Regions from separate parts of the Homo sapiens genome. Here regions 1 and 2 are each linked to region 3. Evidence: chromatin loops called from intact Hi-C (ENCODE). Cell type or tissue: PC-9. All regions are shown on one strand.

Region 1 (5,000 bases), 300 kb before region 3:
AGGTTAGGACTTTGTCCACTCACATGCTTTCCACCCTGAGCTTGTTCTAAGGAGAGTGCAGATCACGAATGCACCTGCTTCCAGGCAGTGCACTTAGAGAAAGGTCACTGGCCCGGGCTTGGGAGCCTGGGGGATGCAGCTCTCTCTGTGGGCTTCTCTTGGTGCACGGTTCTGCCTCTGGACACTCAAACCTTTTTAGGGCGTGTGCAGGGCTGGGGCCAGTGGACCTGACAGTACCTTACCTGGCTCTGAGAAACTCGCAATCCTAGTTTGCACAAATGAATAGTTTGTTCTTTTGTGAAACCAGAATGAGAATTCAGGTTCTAAGGACTAGAGGTCTCCCTACAAATGAAGACTTATCAGGGCCCTAGAAAGTGCTAGGAGGAAGGGGTTAAAAAAAAAATTTGTCCGCGTTGCAAACTATTATAAATGATTGCCACATTGCAAGCTATTATTTTCTCCCACCATATTTTTTAATTAAAAAAAAGTCTGGGGCCGGGTGCGGTGGCTCACGCCTGTAATCCCAGCACTTTGGGAGGCCGAGGTAGGCGGATCACCTGAGGTCGGAAGTTCGAGACCAGCCTGACCAACATGGAGAAACCCCATCTCTACTAAAAATACAAAATTAGCTGGGCATGGTGGCACATGCCTGTAATCTCAGCTACTCAGGAGGCTGAGGTAGTAGAATTGCTTGAACCAGGGAGGCAGAGGTTGTGGTGAGCCGAGATCGTGCCATTGCACTCTAGCCTGGGCAACAAGAGTGAAACTCCGTTTCAAGAAAAAAAAAAAGGCTGGGTGTGATGGCTCACGCCTGTAATCCCAGCATTTTGGGAGCTTGAGGCAGGCCGATTGCTTGAGCCCAGGAGTTCAAGACCAGCCTGGGCAACATGGCGAAAACCCATCTCTACAAAAAAAAATACGAAAATTAACCAGGCATGGTAACACATGCCTGTGGTCCTAGCTACTTGGGAGGCTGAGGTGTGAGGATCATTTAGGCCTGGAAGGTTGAGGCTGCTATAAGCTGTGATTGTGCCACTGCACTCCAGCCTGGGCAACACAGCAAGACCCTATGTTTAAAAAAAATTGTGTACCTGGTTTAGAAAAAAAAGATAAAAGGATACAACTTAAAGTCAGTCATCTTCCTGCCTCTTCTCCAGCTATTTTCCCTCCTGACAGGCAAAGGCACTGATGCAAAAATCACTCAGGTCTCCTCCCTGTGACTTGGTGCACACCTGGGCATCACTGTCTTTTACACACTGATGTGTCCCTCGCTTTCTTTTTTAAAGGGAGGTCCGTAACCACCCACCTGCCTCCCTCTTGTCTTTATGGACTGCGTGATGTCCCACCATATGGATGCTCTCGGGCCTAGCGTTCCACCGTCTGCAGCTGGGGAACATTTTGTTTGCAGCTAATCATTGTCATGAATATCGTTTATGTGTGCCTTGCTGTGATGGTGTCTGTGGGATAAACTCTTAGAATTGGAATTGTTGGATTGAGAGGTATATGCCTTTTATTTAGATATAGATGAATTAAAAAAACCTCTTGAGCTCAATTTATACTCAATATACCGGGGTGCCTGTTTGCCATGTTTTCAGCAAAACTGTATTAAAATATGTTTTTTTAACCTGATAGACAAAAACTATATTTTGTTGATATAATATTTACATACTTATGGGGTACATGTATTTGCTACATGTGTAGACTGTGTAATGATCAAGTGAGGGTATTTAGGGGTGTCCGTCAACTTGAGTATCCTTTCCACATTCCAAGCATTGCAAGTCTTCCCTTATGTCTACTGTGAAATACACAGTGCATTGTTGCCGACTCTGGTCACCCAGTGCTGCTATAGAACATGAGAACTTATCTCTTCTAACTGTATGTTTGTACCCCCTTGTGGGGCACCCGGTTCTGTTGCTGTTTGGGGTGCAACTAAGTAATCCTCATGGACCTAGGGGGACCGAACAAAGGGGGCGAACATGGGAATAAAAGACAAGAGACAAAAGAGTATGTTTGGAAGAAGGGGTCAGGGGGCACCTTGCCTCTAGTGGACAAGGGCCCTGAACTTTACACAGCCCTCCGTATTTGTTATGCAAAAGACATAGTGAGAAGGGGGGTGGAAGAAGGGGTCAGCTGCTCAGTCCGGAGTAGGCTTGCAAGACTGCATTCCTCAAACAACAGGCTCTAGATGTCGCAGTAGATAACCTTGGTGACAGGGAGTGATGGCCTCCAGCAAACCTGTTGGCAGGAGCAGTCATGAGTTTGCCCACATCCTGCATTCATGATAAACAGTTTGCTGTTTGATCACACAGCCTCCAGTGGAATGCTGAGTTGGTCACGTCCCACGGGCCTTCGGCTCCCTGCACCCACTAGCCGACATCTCTTGCTCCCTCCCTCCCACTCATATATCCTTCCCATCCTCTAGTATCTATCGTTCTTTTCTCTACCTCCATGAGATCCACTTTTTTTTTTTTTTAGCTGACATACATCAGTGAGAACATGCAGAATTTGTCTTTCTGTGTCTGCCTTTTTCACTGAACATAATGACCTCCAGTACCATCCATGTTGTTGCAAATGACATGATTTCACTTTTTATGGCCAAATAATATTCCATCGTGTATATATACTCTTCCTTTTTTAAAAAATTAAGTTCCAGGGTACATGTGCAGGATGTGCAGATTTGTTACATAGGTAAATGTGTGCCATGGTGGTTTGCTGAACCTATCAACCCATCACCTACGTATTAAGCCCAGCATGCGTTAGCTATTTTTCCTAATCCTCTCCCTCCCGCAGCCCTACCACCAACAGGCCCCAGTCTGTGTTTTTCCCCTCCCTGCATCCATGTGTTCTTACTGTTCAGCTTCCACTTATAAGTGAGAACATGCAGTGTTTGGTTTTCTCTTCCTGTGCCAGTTTGCTGAGGGTAATGGCTCCCAGCTCCATCCATGTTCCTGCAAAGGACATGATCTCATTCTTTTTGATGGCTACTTAGTATTCCATGGTATATATGTGCCACATTTTTAAAATCCAGTCTATCACTAATGGGCATTTGGGTTGATACCATGTCTTTGTTATTGTGAATAGCGCTGCCGTGAACATATGTGTGCATGTATCTTTGTAACATATGATTTATATTCCTTTGGGTATGTACCTAGTAATGGGATTGCTGCGTCCAGTGGTATTTCTGATTCTAGATCTTTGAGGAATCGCCACACTGTCTTCCACAATGGTTGAACTAATTTACATTACCACCAACAGTGGAAGAGCGTTCCTGTTTTTTCTTTTTTTTTTTTTTTTTTCTTGAGACGGAGTCTCACTCTGTTGCCCAGGCTGGAGTGCAGTGGCGTGACCTCCGCTCACTGCAAGCTCCACCTCCCCGGTTCACGCCATTCTCCTGCCTCAGCCTCCCGAGTAGCTGGGACTACAGGCGCCCGCCACCACGCCCGGCTAATTTTTTTGTATTTTTAGTAGGGACAGAGTTTCACCGTGTTAGCCAGGATGGTCTCGATCTCCTGACCTTGTGATCCGTCCACCTCAGCCTCCCAAAATGCTGGGATTACAGGCGTGAGCCACTGCGCCCAGCCGCGTTCCTGTTTTTCTACGATCTCATCAGCATCTATTGTTTCTTGACATTTTAATAATTGCCATGCTGACTGGCATGAGAGGGTATATACCGCGTTTTCTTTATCCGTTCATCCATTGGTGGATGTTTAGGTTGTGTCTACATCTTTGCTATTGCGAATAGTGCTGCAGTAAATGTCGGCATGCAGATATCCCTTGGACACACTGATTCTTTTCCTTTGAATAAATACTCAGTAGTGGGATTGCTGGATTGGATGATAGTTAGTGATGTTGAGCTCTTTTTTTTTTTTTCTTATAGCTGTTGGCCATTATATGTCTTCTTTTGAGAAATGTCTATTCATGTCCTTTGTCTACTTTTTAATGGGATTGTTTATTTTTAAATTGTTGGGTTCGTGAATTGTTTTCCCTGTTTTCTTCTAGTAGTTTTATAGTTTTGGGTCTTACATTTAAATCTTTAATTCGTCTTCATCTGGTTTTTGTAGATGGTGAGAGGTAGGGTTTCATTCTTCTGCATATGGATATCCAATTATCCCAGCACCATTTATTGAAGACACTGTCCTTACCCCAGTGTATGTTTTTGGCAACTTTGTTGAACATAAGTTGGCTATAGATATGTAGACTTATTTCTGGTTTCTCTATTCTGTTCCATTGGTCCATGTGTCTCTTTTTAAATTTTTTTTAAAGCAATACCATGCTATTTTGGTTACTATAGCCCTGTAATAGATTTTGAAGTGAGGTGGTATGCTGCCTGCAACCTTGTTCTTTTTGCTCAGGATTGCTTAGGCTACTTGGGCTCTCTTTTGGTTCCATATGAACTTTAGGATTTGTTTTTAATTTTGTGAAAAATGACATATTTTGATAGGGATGGCATTGAATCTCTAGATGGCTTTGGGCAGTACGGTCATTTTAATGGTATTAGTTCTGATCCATGAGCATGGGATGTTTTCCATTTGTTTGTGTCCTCTTCAATGTCTTTCATTAGTGCTTTGTAGTTTTCCTTGTATAGATCTTTTACTTCTTGGTTAAATTTATTCCTAGGTTTTTTTTTTTTTTTTTTGTAGTAATTGTCAATGGGGTTATTGTCTTGAATTATTTCTCAGATATTCCATTATCTGTATGTAGAAACACTACTGATTTCTGTATGTTGATTTTGTATCCTGTAACTTTACTGAATTTATGAGATCTAATAGTTTTTTGATGGAGTCTTTCTAGATACAGGATCATATCATCAGCAAAAAGGGACAATTTGAGTTCCTCTTTGCCAGTTGGGATGCTTTTTATTTCTTTCTCTTGCCTGATTGCTCTGGCCAGGACTTCCAATATTATGTTGCATAGGAGTGGTAAAAGTGGGCATCCTTGTCTTGTTCCAGTTCTTAGAGGAAAGGCTTTCAGCTTTTCCCCATTCAGGATGATGTCAGCTG
Region 2 (5,000 bases), 250 kb after region 3:
ATGCCAGGCTCAGGACCCATCTCTGGGTCCTAATAAAATATTTTCTAGCCTCTGTCCTGTCTAACAATACAGTTGGAAAAAAACTGGGTACAGCTATGTTTTTATGTGCCTAAGGGTCAGCAAGATGTCAGAGATGACTGTGCATCGTATGGATGGGCTGGCACCGTCTGGATGAGTAACTGAATGCAGTCGAGTGAGATTCATAAATTACACCTGCACCATGGCAAGCTGGACTTTGTCAGGCAAGAGGCTCTTGGACTCCTGCTATCAGAGAGGAAGGACCAGACAATTCAATGACTGCACCTCTTGTCTCACCTCAGCTCTTCCACCTCTCAGACCCTGCCTCTACTCCAGTGCAATGTCTGTCTCTGTTGGTGATGCACAACCTACCTGCCTTTACAGCATTTAGATGAAGTGGCCTTTTGTTTCCAAGTTGTCAAGCGGGAGACGCAGACAGTGTTTCTTCGAGGCTTGGGGGGTGGTTGTGCGAGAGTGGACGCTAAGTCCGGGCCAACACTGAGTGCTGTATCCCAGGGACATAGGAGTCCTGCGTGTGGGTCTGCGACACGTAAGGGCCTCTCAAGCGTGGGGTCTGTGGCAGGTGCCCTCCTGCCTGGGTCTAAGGCCAGTGCCGATTATTGTTGTGAAAGCCCCACATTCCTTTCAGAAGAGGTTTGGCAATCGACTGCTTTACCATAGGTGCTGCCTTCATGATCCTGAGGTCGTGGGTAAAAATCTCCACTTTCAACCACAAGGCTGCTTTGAGGATTGCAACACTTGGGCAGCAGAGGTTTATGTCCACTGCTGGTTTCTAAGCCAGCCTGTGTCTGTGCTTGCACAGGAATGGGCAGGAGCTCTGATTCATACAGATAAAAAGCTGCAAATTATAAGAGTTTCAGACTGTTCTCTCTGTGGCTGCTGCAACTCACAGATTTTGGGAGAAGCCTGGGTATGCTGAGGGCTTACGAAGTCGAGATGACCTCACACCACAAGGTGACATGTTGGTGGTTCCAACGTGCTAATCTCTGATGCATCACACTTGTGAATTGGCCACTTCCAGTGCAGTTACAAATGAGATTTTAAGTGAAAGCTTAATAAGTATTTTGGAGCTCTGGAAGGCCTGCAGGATTTGGCTGGTCCCCAATGCCACTGTGCCAAGCAGAGGCCAGGTTCTGCTGGGGTGCCCCAACTCCTGGTCACATAGGGAAGTTCCTCCTCCCAGGACGCCAAGGTCTGGCTTCTACCTGCATGTAGCTTCTCCTTCTGGTCCCAGTGCTTATCACTGGGGTTTCCAGAACACATCTCTAAGAGTCGGGCGTGGTGGCTCACACCTGTAATCCCAGCATTTTGGGAGGCCAAGGCGGGTGGATCACTTGAGGTCAGGAGTTCGAGACCAGCCTGGCCAACATGATGAAACCCTGGCTCTATTACAAACACACAAAAAATTAGCCAGGCATGGTGGTGTGTGCTTGTAGTCCCAGCTACTCAGGAGGCGGAGGCAGGAGAATTGCTTGAACCTGGGAGGCAGAGGTTGAAGTGAGCCAAGATGGCCCCATTGCACTCCAGCCTGGGCGACAGCGCAGGACTTAGATAAACCCAGGGCAAAGTGCACTTTGCATGTCTAGAGGCAAAATTCTTCAAAGGATTGCCCAGGGTGTGAGATGTGTGATAATCTGGTGGCTCCTGGACGAAGCAATAATCTCATTTAATCCTTTTCCAATTCTTGCTCCTTTATGAGTCTTTTGAGGACTTTCTGAGTCCTCAAAGAGAAAGTCTGTTTGGTAATATACGTTTAAAAAACCTTAACATTTATTAATCCTCCCCCGCCAACCCCGATTTTTTTGAAGAGAGAAAGCAAATGTATCTAACTGAAGTTTAATGCTGTTTTGTTTTTATATTACTTTTTACTTTTAGCTTCTACTTAATAAAAAAATCCAGCTTGTATTGATGGGAGGGATATAAAAAAATTGCGACAGTGCTCAGCAAATGACTGGTGTTTGGGACCCGTGGCCTCTAGATTTAGCGGAGTTTCGATCTGTGATCTGGGCTCCATGCCTGAGACAGAAAGTCATGCCCTCAGTCAGCCCGACTTGAGACCGATGTGAAGCGACTGGAGGGGGCCCTCTGGGACATTTGCAAATGACCACGCCCCTGCTGTACTGCAAACGACGACTGGGCAAGGAGGAGCTGACCACAGGAGGCTCGGACTGGGAGCCAGAAGATTCCCCCGGGGAAGCTTCAGAAAGCAGGAAGAGCAGCTGGTTTGGGCAGTCCCAAATGCCTGCTCTAGCTCTGAGTATCGTTACCTAATCCCTGTGAGAGAGTGGGGAGCGGCTGTGCAAGTTCCGAGTGCAGGTATGCTACCTGTTAGGATTTTATTTTTTTATTTTTATTTTTTTTTGAGACGTAGTCTCGCTCTGTCGCCAGGCTGGAGTGAGTGGCGCCATCTCGGCCAACTGCAACCTCCGCCTCCCGGATTCAAGCGATTCACCTGTTAGGAATTTTAACATTCAGCGCCCAAGCGCAGAGCAGAGGAGGCTGGAGGGGCGCAACACCGCCATCTCGCGGCGACGGGGTGCACAGCGCTTGCGAGGACCCAGACTGGGATCCATCTGTCCCAGAGACTCATTTTCAGCATCAAAGTGCGTCCCTGCGCTGTCCGTAAAGAGCCTGCCATGCGGCAGGTACCGCGCAGGACTCCAGACCTGCCTTATCTTTTGAGATCCCCACAGCCCCTGAAGGAAGGGACCACTAATATCAACATTCACAGGACGAAATCGGAGGTGTCCTTGTGTTCACAGCTGGGCAGCCCACCCAGCTCAAGGGGGGACTTGGGGAACGCTGTCTAGCCTGCGAGAGGTGGAAGTGGGCTCCTGAGAAGGGCGGCCGCGTGTGGCTTCACCGTCCCCTTTTGGGTTTAAAGGGAACTTCCCCGGATGGATTAGGTGTCACGGCAGCAGTGTGAGAATGGAAGCGCCCAAGCCCGTCCCCTCGGCCAGCCCCTTCAGCTCTCTGGGCCTCAGTGTCGTCACCCGTCAAACGGGGACAGGGACCCTCCTTCCCAGTGCAGGGTGGGGTCCGAGTGAGCTAGGGCAAGCCAGCGTTCAGTGCAGGGCAACTGGGGTCTGAGTCCTTGGGGAGCTGGGCTTGGAGAAAGTGAGATCTCGTGGGCTCTGGGAGGGAGGGCCTGTGCTCTGTTCCCACACAGCACCCCCAGCGGCAGGGCTCCTTGGGGAGGCCAGACCAGGGCCAGGCGTGGCCAGAAAGACCCTGCCTTTAAGGGGCTGTGGAACCCTGGGCAAGGAGTGTACCCAAGTAACCAGCGTGGCCCCAGGCCAGGGGTCCCCTCTGCAAGTGTCACATTGGAGGGGGCCCTGATGATCTTGCAGACCCTGCAGCCACCTCGGGCCAGAAGCGAAGCAGGGTCCCTGCCCTCAGAGAGCGTCTAGTCTAGTGGAGATACACACATGAAACTGCCTTGTTTAGAAGCTACCAGGAAGGAGAGGCCCCAGTGAGAAGACGGCAAATAAAGGGGGACTGTGACCTAGTCAAGCCACCAGGGAAATCTTCCTGAGGAGAGGACGATGGATGAACTTTGGAGGCAGAGTGGGCATTGCCTGGGAGGCAGGGAGGGGAGAGCGTTTCAAGAAGAGGGAGGAGCATGTGCCACGCAGGAAGGAGGGAGGACAGGGAGTCCCAGACTGAGGGAGGACAGTGCCAGGAGGGCCTGGAAAAGCAGAGGGGAGGGTCAGGCCACAGCAGGCTTGAGAGGCCACGGAGGGGGCTGTGTGTGACAGGGAGGGTGACGGGGATGGTGGGAGGTAGGAAAGGAGAGGAGAGATGGAACCTGATTTGCATTTCACAATGACAACTCTGCCTGCTGGGGTGGAGAAGGATCTGGAAGAGTCTGGCGTAGGCAGGTGGGCAGAGCACCTGCGAGGTTAGTTAATGCACATAATCAGGAAGGAGACTTTGTAACCTGGGCCAGGGAAATGAAGAGAACAAGGCCAGTGGTCTGTCCAGGGGCCCGGGGACGGGTGGGAGGTGGGGGTGAGGGGAGCCCCAGGGATGGCACCCAGGCTTCTGTGTTACACAGTTGGAGGTGGCCTCGCCAGGAAGGAACAGCTGGAGGAGGCCAGGTTTTGGAGGGAGGGCATCTGCATTCAGCCTTGGCCGTGCTGAGCCTGAGCTGCTGCTGAGCTATGCAGGGGAAACACACAGGTATGGGGTGTCTGTGTCACCAGTGAGGGGACTGTGCAAGTGACTGTCCTAACTGAACACTTCAGAGTGAAAAGAAGCTCTGTTAACAATGATGCCACACCAGGGCCCCAGACAGGGCCTGTCCCCGGCAAACAGGGGCACTAGTGCCCTTGCTATCGGTAGTTAGGAGACAGCAGAGACACGGATGGGGGTGAGATCCTTAGAGAAGGAGGGGACTCCCGGAAGCCGAGAGGAATGGCTGACTAAGAGTGGCGGAGCACAGGTGGGGATGGCCAAGAGGGTGTGCATCTGTGCCAGTGCCGGGAGCATTTGGGAAGTGCAGTGTGGCCCACGGTGGCCCCTGGCCATTGCTGAGGGGGAACCTGGCTGGATGTACCCCCTAGGAGGTCACCGGGGGCCTCGGTGAGAGCTGGCAAGGAGAGGTGGCATCGTGAGCCACACTGGGGTGGAGACTGCAAATGGCCAGTTCTCTCTGGAGCAGCGCCGCTTAAATAAACATGGCTCTGGCATCTTTGAAGGCAGCTCTCTGGTCTTCTCTCCTGCGAAAGTGCTCAAGGAGGCAGTAACTCACGTTCAGGGGGTGCTGTCTGAGCAGCAGGAGTGAGGGCTGCCTTTCTTCAGTGAACCAAAAATATTTGCCAAGCCTCTCCTATGTGCCAGGCGATGGAGACAGATTTACGGCAACAGACGTGAGAGAACAAGCCGGGGGTTCAAGCCTCTGTCACAGACGCACGGGAGCTTCAGAAGCAAGCGCTCCTGCTGGGTGGGATACGGCCCAC
Region 3 (5,000 bases):
GTTGTGGGTTGCTTTGTCAATCTCTGCCCCGGTCTGATGTTTCCTACAGGGAGATGCCTTGGATCCAGGTTCAGGGACTAAATACACTTGGCAGCTGAAGATGAATTGGAATGGTCACGTTTTTTAGGCTGGACAGCGTCCCGCCACAGCTACTACCTGACACTGAGCTCATGCAGAGAGATGATGGCTGATGTTCCTTCTCCCTTGGGACATGGGTCTGGCACCTGTGGGCTGTCGATAGTGCCCTCTGAGCAGAGGGTCACGGTCATGTCAGTTTGGGGGAATTCTCTGTTGTGCCTCACAGACTCCCCCCTTTCTTTCCTCCCTCCCCTTCTCATTTTGATGTCTAAAGCATCAAGTCCCTCTTCCTCGGAGTTTCTCTAGCTGCAGTGGAAGATTCTGTTTTCCTGTGGGGAAAATGCTCACTTGAGATTTTGCAGGGACCCGGGTCTGTCTGGTTTCTGATGACATAGTAAGAGAAAGGTCTTTTTTCAGGTTGGCTGGTGAAAGGAATTGCATGTGACTCACACAAACAGGAGCTAGCCCAATCATACACTGACTCGCGTGGGTGTTAAAATGTTTATCATGCCTAAGGGAGACATTTATGATTAAACCATTTATGCTACATATAACTGGGGAAAACTATGATGCTTTCGGTGCTGGGAATGCAGTGAGGTCCCACGTGGGCAGAGCTTGGCTGGGCTGGGCAACTCCGACACACGTCTCTGGGGGTGTGGCGGCGCTCTCAGTCGGCACTGTGGAAGGAAGGGTGACCTGTGCTTTCTCCCTGTCACTGTGACTGCAAGGACAGGGGGGCAGCCTTGGGGTTCAGTCCAGGCCAAATTCAGTGTCCTCAACTGGGCGTGGTGGCTCATACCTGTAATCCCAGCACTTTGGGAGGCCGAGGCAAACAGATCACCTGAGGTCAGGAGTTCGAGACCAGCCTGGTCAACATGGTGAAACCCCATCTCTACTAAAAATACAAAGATTAGCTGGGCGTGGTGGCAGGCCCCTATAATACCAGCTACTGGGGAGGCTGAGGCAGGAAAATCCCTTGACGGGTGCCTGTAATCCCAGCTACTTCAGAGGCGGAGGCAGGAGAATTGCTTGAACCTAGGAGGCAGAGGTTGCAGTGAGCCAAGATCACATGACTGCATTCCAGCCTAGGCCACAGTGCGAGACTGTCTCAAACAAAACAAACAAAAACAAATTATTCAACGTCCTCCAGGCCTGCCCCCGCCCGAGGCTGCACGGGCTCCAGCTCAGACTGCACTTTTCTGTGCTGGTTCCTAGAGTGGAAGAGAAGGCCACTCAGTGTTCCCGGGAAATGCACTCAGGCCACTCCCTGCTTCCTGCCTGCAAGTCTGGAGTCAGCCAGGCAGCTGTCTTCAGGAAAAAGCCTGGCCACCGATGCGTGCTGGATGAGAGTAGCACGGTCTGGGCTCCACACAGCCCCCAATTTGGGAGTGCACCTGAAGGCAGATGCTGAATGAAAAAACAGTCCCAGCTTGCTTGTTCTCAGCACTAACCGGCTGCTCCCCAAAACCGCATCTGCCAGGCACATGTACCAGCCTGCAGTATGAGGGGAGGCCCCGGTACATTCAGCATGTTTTTCTGGGTCTTCTGCAGCCAGGCCTCTGGCTGCCGTCCCTGCCTGGTGCCCCTTTGCCCCTTTGCCTTCCCTGCCTTGAAGGCCACTAGGACTGGCCTGTGATTCACCCGGGCCTGGGTCACTGTGAAGCAGCCACGCCCTTGTGTGGCTGTCACCTCGCTTGCCCCACACTCCCCAGCAGTGGTGTTGGTGGTCCCCTCCAAAAGCCCTGGTCTAGAAAGGCTGAGGCCAGGGATGGTGAGGAGGGGGTGGAAATGCACGGTCATTAGGCCCCCGCCCCAGGAGATCTGCATGACCACAGGGGGATTGTGACCCCCACACACAGTCAGACTCGGCTGCCCAAGAGGAGGCTGGCTCGGTGGCTTCCTGGCCCAGGCTGGCTACCAGCAAGTGGCAGCTTCAGACCCGTGAACTCAGGAATGGGACCTTCAGAGGATCTGTGTGGTCTGTCCTGGGTGACCCCTCCAGCAACATGAAAGCTCAGGGTAAGGCTGAGTGACTGCCCTGCCCCACCCATCCCAGGCCGGGGAGCCAACATTGTCTCCACTGTGCTCTCGGCCCCACGCTCTTACCCGGAGAAGAGGCTGCAAGGAAGTCGCTGTCCCTGTCTCCACTGGAAGTGAGTGGTGCAGCATCTCTTTGGCAGGTGGGGGGCATCAGTAGCTGGCCAGAGGGGTCCTCGTCGCTGAGCTCCTGGATCAGGGGTCTTGGGGACTTGGTGTCTTGTTTTCGGATTTCCAAGTCCCTCTTAGCTTCTTTTTTAAAGATGTCTGTGAAGGGCACCCGAGCCGCCTTTGAGGTGTCTTTAGAGACTGCAAATATATTTGACAGAGTGTCTGTGGGGAGGTTTTCCAGCACAGGGAGTGACGTGTAGTCCAGTTCAGGGTCACTGTCATCACTCAAGCTCGAGATGACCTCAATCTTCGGAAAGCACATATTCTATTTACAGAAGAAAAGGTGTCTGAAAGTTTCTGTTTTCACAACAGAATCGCTCTACAATGCACCATGCCAGTTCTGCTTTTTCACCCAATGTCACAAAGTATTCTGTTGCCACATCCAAGAAAGGCCCAAGGGAACACAGGACTCTGAAAGTTAGGCCTGGGGGTGGCCACTCCCTGGGCACAGCTCATGTCTATGCCCTTCTCTCTGCCCTCTGCTCCCCCAGCCACTGGCTATTCCTCACCCTCCTGGTACCTGAGAGGGCGCACCCCTGAGCCCTGGGCTCTGCTTGGCATGCCCCTGAACCCCGTTTCCTTCACAGACTCTCTGGGACTTAGCTCCTTGGACAGCAGGCCCCCCACAGTAACTGTGTCTGTTTTCTTTGCTGCTGAGCTCGTGCTCAGAGATGATGGCTGATGCCTCCTTCTCCCTCAGGGTACGGGTCTGGCACGTGTGGGCTCCTGGTAATGCCAGTAATGGCCTCTGGGTGGAGTAGGGTCACGTCACTCTGAGAGAATTCCCCATTGTGCCTCACAGACTCACCCCTTTCTTTCCCCTCTCCTGTTTTCATTTCCTTCCCCTATATTCAGACAGACATTCATAGGATGGACATAGAAATACATCTTAATGACAGAAAGTACTTTCAGCTAACTATGCACTGTACTCAGCTGTTACAAACCAGCAATAGATTTTCAAGTGGTTCATCATAAAATCTTAAAGAAATTGAACAAGAACAAATGGCATTTCCTTCAGCAAGGTGAAAATATGGGGGATGTGGGCTGGGTGCGGTGGCTCACGCCTGTAATCCCAGCACTTTGGGAGGCTGAGGCGGGTGGATCACTTGAGGTCAGGAGTTCGAGACCAGCCTGGCCAACATGGAGAAACCCCATCTCTACTAAAAATACAAAAATTAGCTGGGCGTGGTGGCTCATGCCTGTAATCCCAGCTACTTGGGAGGCTGAGACAGGAGAATTGCTTGAACCCAGGAGGTGGAGGTTGCAGTGAGCCAAGAACACACTATTGCACTGCAGCCTGGGTGACAGAGCCAGACTCTGCCTGAAAAGAAAAGAAAAGAAAAAGAATATGGGGGAATTCAATGCTTTATGCACAGGGAACATTTTACTTTCAAGTTTAGGAGAGAAACGGTAAACGACAAGAACGAAGGTGGAATTAAGCTGCCTGTGGGAAAATGGTTTCTAATGACCTTAACCTGGTCTTCCAGAGATTTGCCTGTTTCATCATCATCTTCCAAGTCAGGTAGGTCCTGAAAGAGCAAGTGAGCCGCACATCACCAGGGAGGTACACGCACTGTCAACGTTCTGATAGGCACGATAAAGGCAAACACGCAGTCAACCCAGCCTTAGTTACAGTTACTCAAATCACTCAGGTGACTCGCCTGCCTGTTCCCCACCAAAAGGAACTCTAGATACACACAAAGCAAGCGTTGCCACCTCAGGTGTCTGGATCTAATAAATGAAAGGGAACTTGCAAGGTGTGACGTGTTTAAAGAATTTCCACATCTTTTTTCTGCTTTTTTATTAAGAGACACAGCCAGTTCATCTTGGGGGAAATAATGGGACCCAAACCAAATGCACCTCTGTACAAACTAGTCCGAAAACTCTATGTGGTATAAAAGTAATATATTTTGTACCTCCCCAAAACTTGTAGGACTTTTTTGTTTTGTATTGTGGGTGTTTGTTCGGTATCTTTGTCCATAACAACCAGTGCGTGGTTGGGGAGGCAGCATAGTGTGTGGTTGGATGCATGAACTGGAGCCACGGTGCCTAGGTTGTTACTCCCCCACCACCATTTTCTAGCTGTCTGGCTTTGGGCAAGTTGCCTAACCTCTCTGTTTCTCATTTTCCTCATCTGGGAAATTGGGATGATAATAGTATGTACTGCTTAGAGTTGTAGGAAGGGTTACATCAATCAATACAAGTCATGCTTAGAATGGTGTCACCCATATAATAAGAAACCAATTAACATTAGCTATTAGTGTTGTAGTTATCTATATGGTCAGTTCTCAAATGTGAGAGATAAATTGCCCAATTATGTCCCTTTCTTTTTCTTTTTTTTGAGACAGAGTCTCGCTGTGTTGCCCAGGCTGGAGTGCAGTGGTGAGATCTTGGCTCACTGCAACCTCCGCCTCCCAGGTTCAAGCAGTTCTCCTGCCTCAGCCTCCCGAGTAGCTGGGATTATAGGCACCTGCCACCACGCCCAGCTAATTTTATTTTTTTTATTTTTTATGTTTTTGTATTTTTAGTAGAGATGGGGTTTCACCATGTTGGCCAGGCTGGTCTCAAACTCCTGACTTCATGTGATCCACCCACCTTGGCCTCCCAAAGTGCTGGGATTACAGGTGTAAGCCTCCACACCTGGCCTTTGTTTCTTTTTTTTACATAGCTCCAGAAAACTAGAAACCCACTGTGAATTCTGACCGTGATCACTT

What was found. Peaks named below come from ENCODE experiments on the same cell type or tissue, not always from the same donor. Only the 100,000 strongest peaks of a DNase experiment are listed, where the experiment ranks them.
Region 1: it touches region 3 in a loop (4-fold over the local background); 26 of 110 quality-filtered maps call a loop at or near these places.
Region 2: it touches region 3 in a loop (5-fold over the local background); 5 of 110 quality-filtered maps call a loop at or near these places.

The regions. Positions count from the first base shown.
Region 1 is chr16:84,472,984-84,477,983 of GRCh38, reverse strand. It overlaps MEAK7 (MTOR associated protein MEAK7), which reads left to right. Exons shown (of 8, transcript NM_020947.4): 8 at 1-1,629. Among named protein-coding and RNA genes, the nearest start is that of ATP2C2-AS1, 8.1 kb to the right of the region's middle. In PC-9, no CTCF peak of the experiment used is centred here; a DNase peak (open chromatin) is centred at 2,203; H3K27ac peaks cover 1,350 bases.
Region 2 is chr16:83,924,399-83,929,398 of GRCh38, reverse strand. It overlaps MLYCD (malonyl-CoA decarboxylase), which reads right to left. Exons shown (of 5, transcript NM_012213.3): 5 at 2,368-5,000. It overlaps LOC105371372 (a long non-coding RNA gene), which reads left to right. Exons shown (of 2, transcript XR_007065147.1): 2 at 1-5,000. Among named protein-coding and RNA genes, the nearest start is that of OSGIN1, 26 kb to the left of the region's middle. In PC-9, CTCF peaks have their summits at 2,367 and 2,568 (motif pointing left); DNase peaks (open chromatin) are centred at 138, 768 and 2,338; H3K4me3 peaks cover 930 bases; H3K27ac peaks cover 2,524 bases.
Region 3 is chr16:84,173,484-84,178,483 of GRCh38, reverse strand. DNAAF1 (dynein axonemal assembly factor 1) reads right to left here. Exons shown (of 12, transcript NM_178452.6): 10 at 3,762-3,815; 11 at 2,185-2,551; 12 at 566-755. The coding sequence ends at 643. It overlaps TAF1C (TATA-box binding protein associated factor, RNA polymerase I subunit C), which reads left to right. Exons shown (of 15, transcript NM_001243156.2): 15 at 1-629. Among named protein-coding and RNA genes, the nearest start is that of TAF1C, 11 kb to the left of the region's middle. In PC-9, CTCF peaks have their summits at 2,849 and 3,050; DNase peaks (open chromatin) are centred at 553, 1,203 and 3,033; H3K27ac peaks cover 2,012 bases.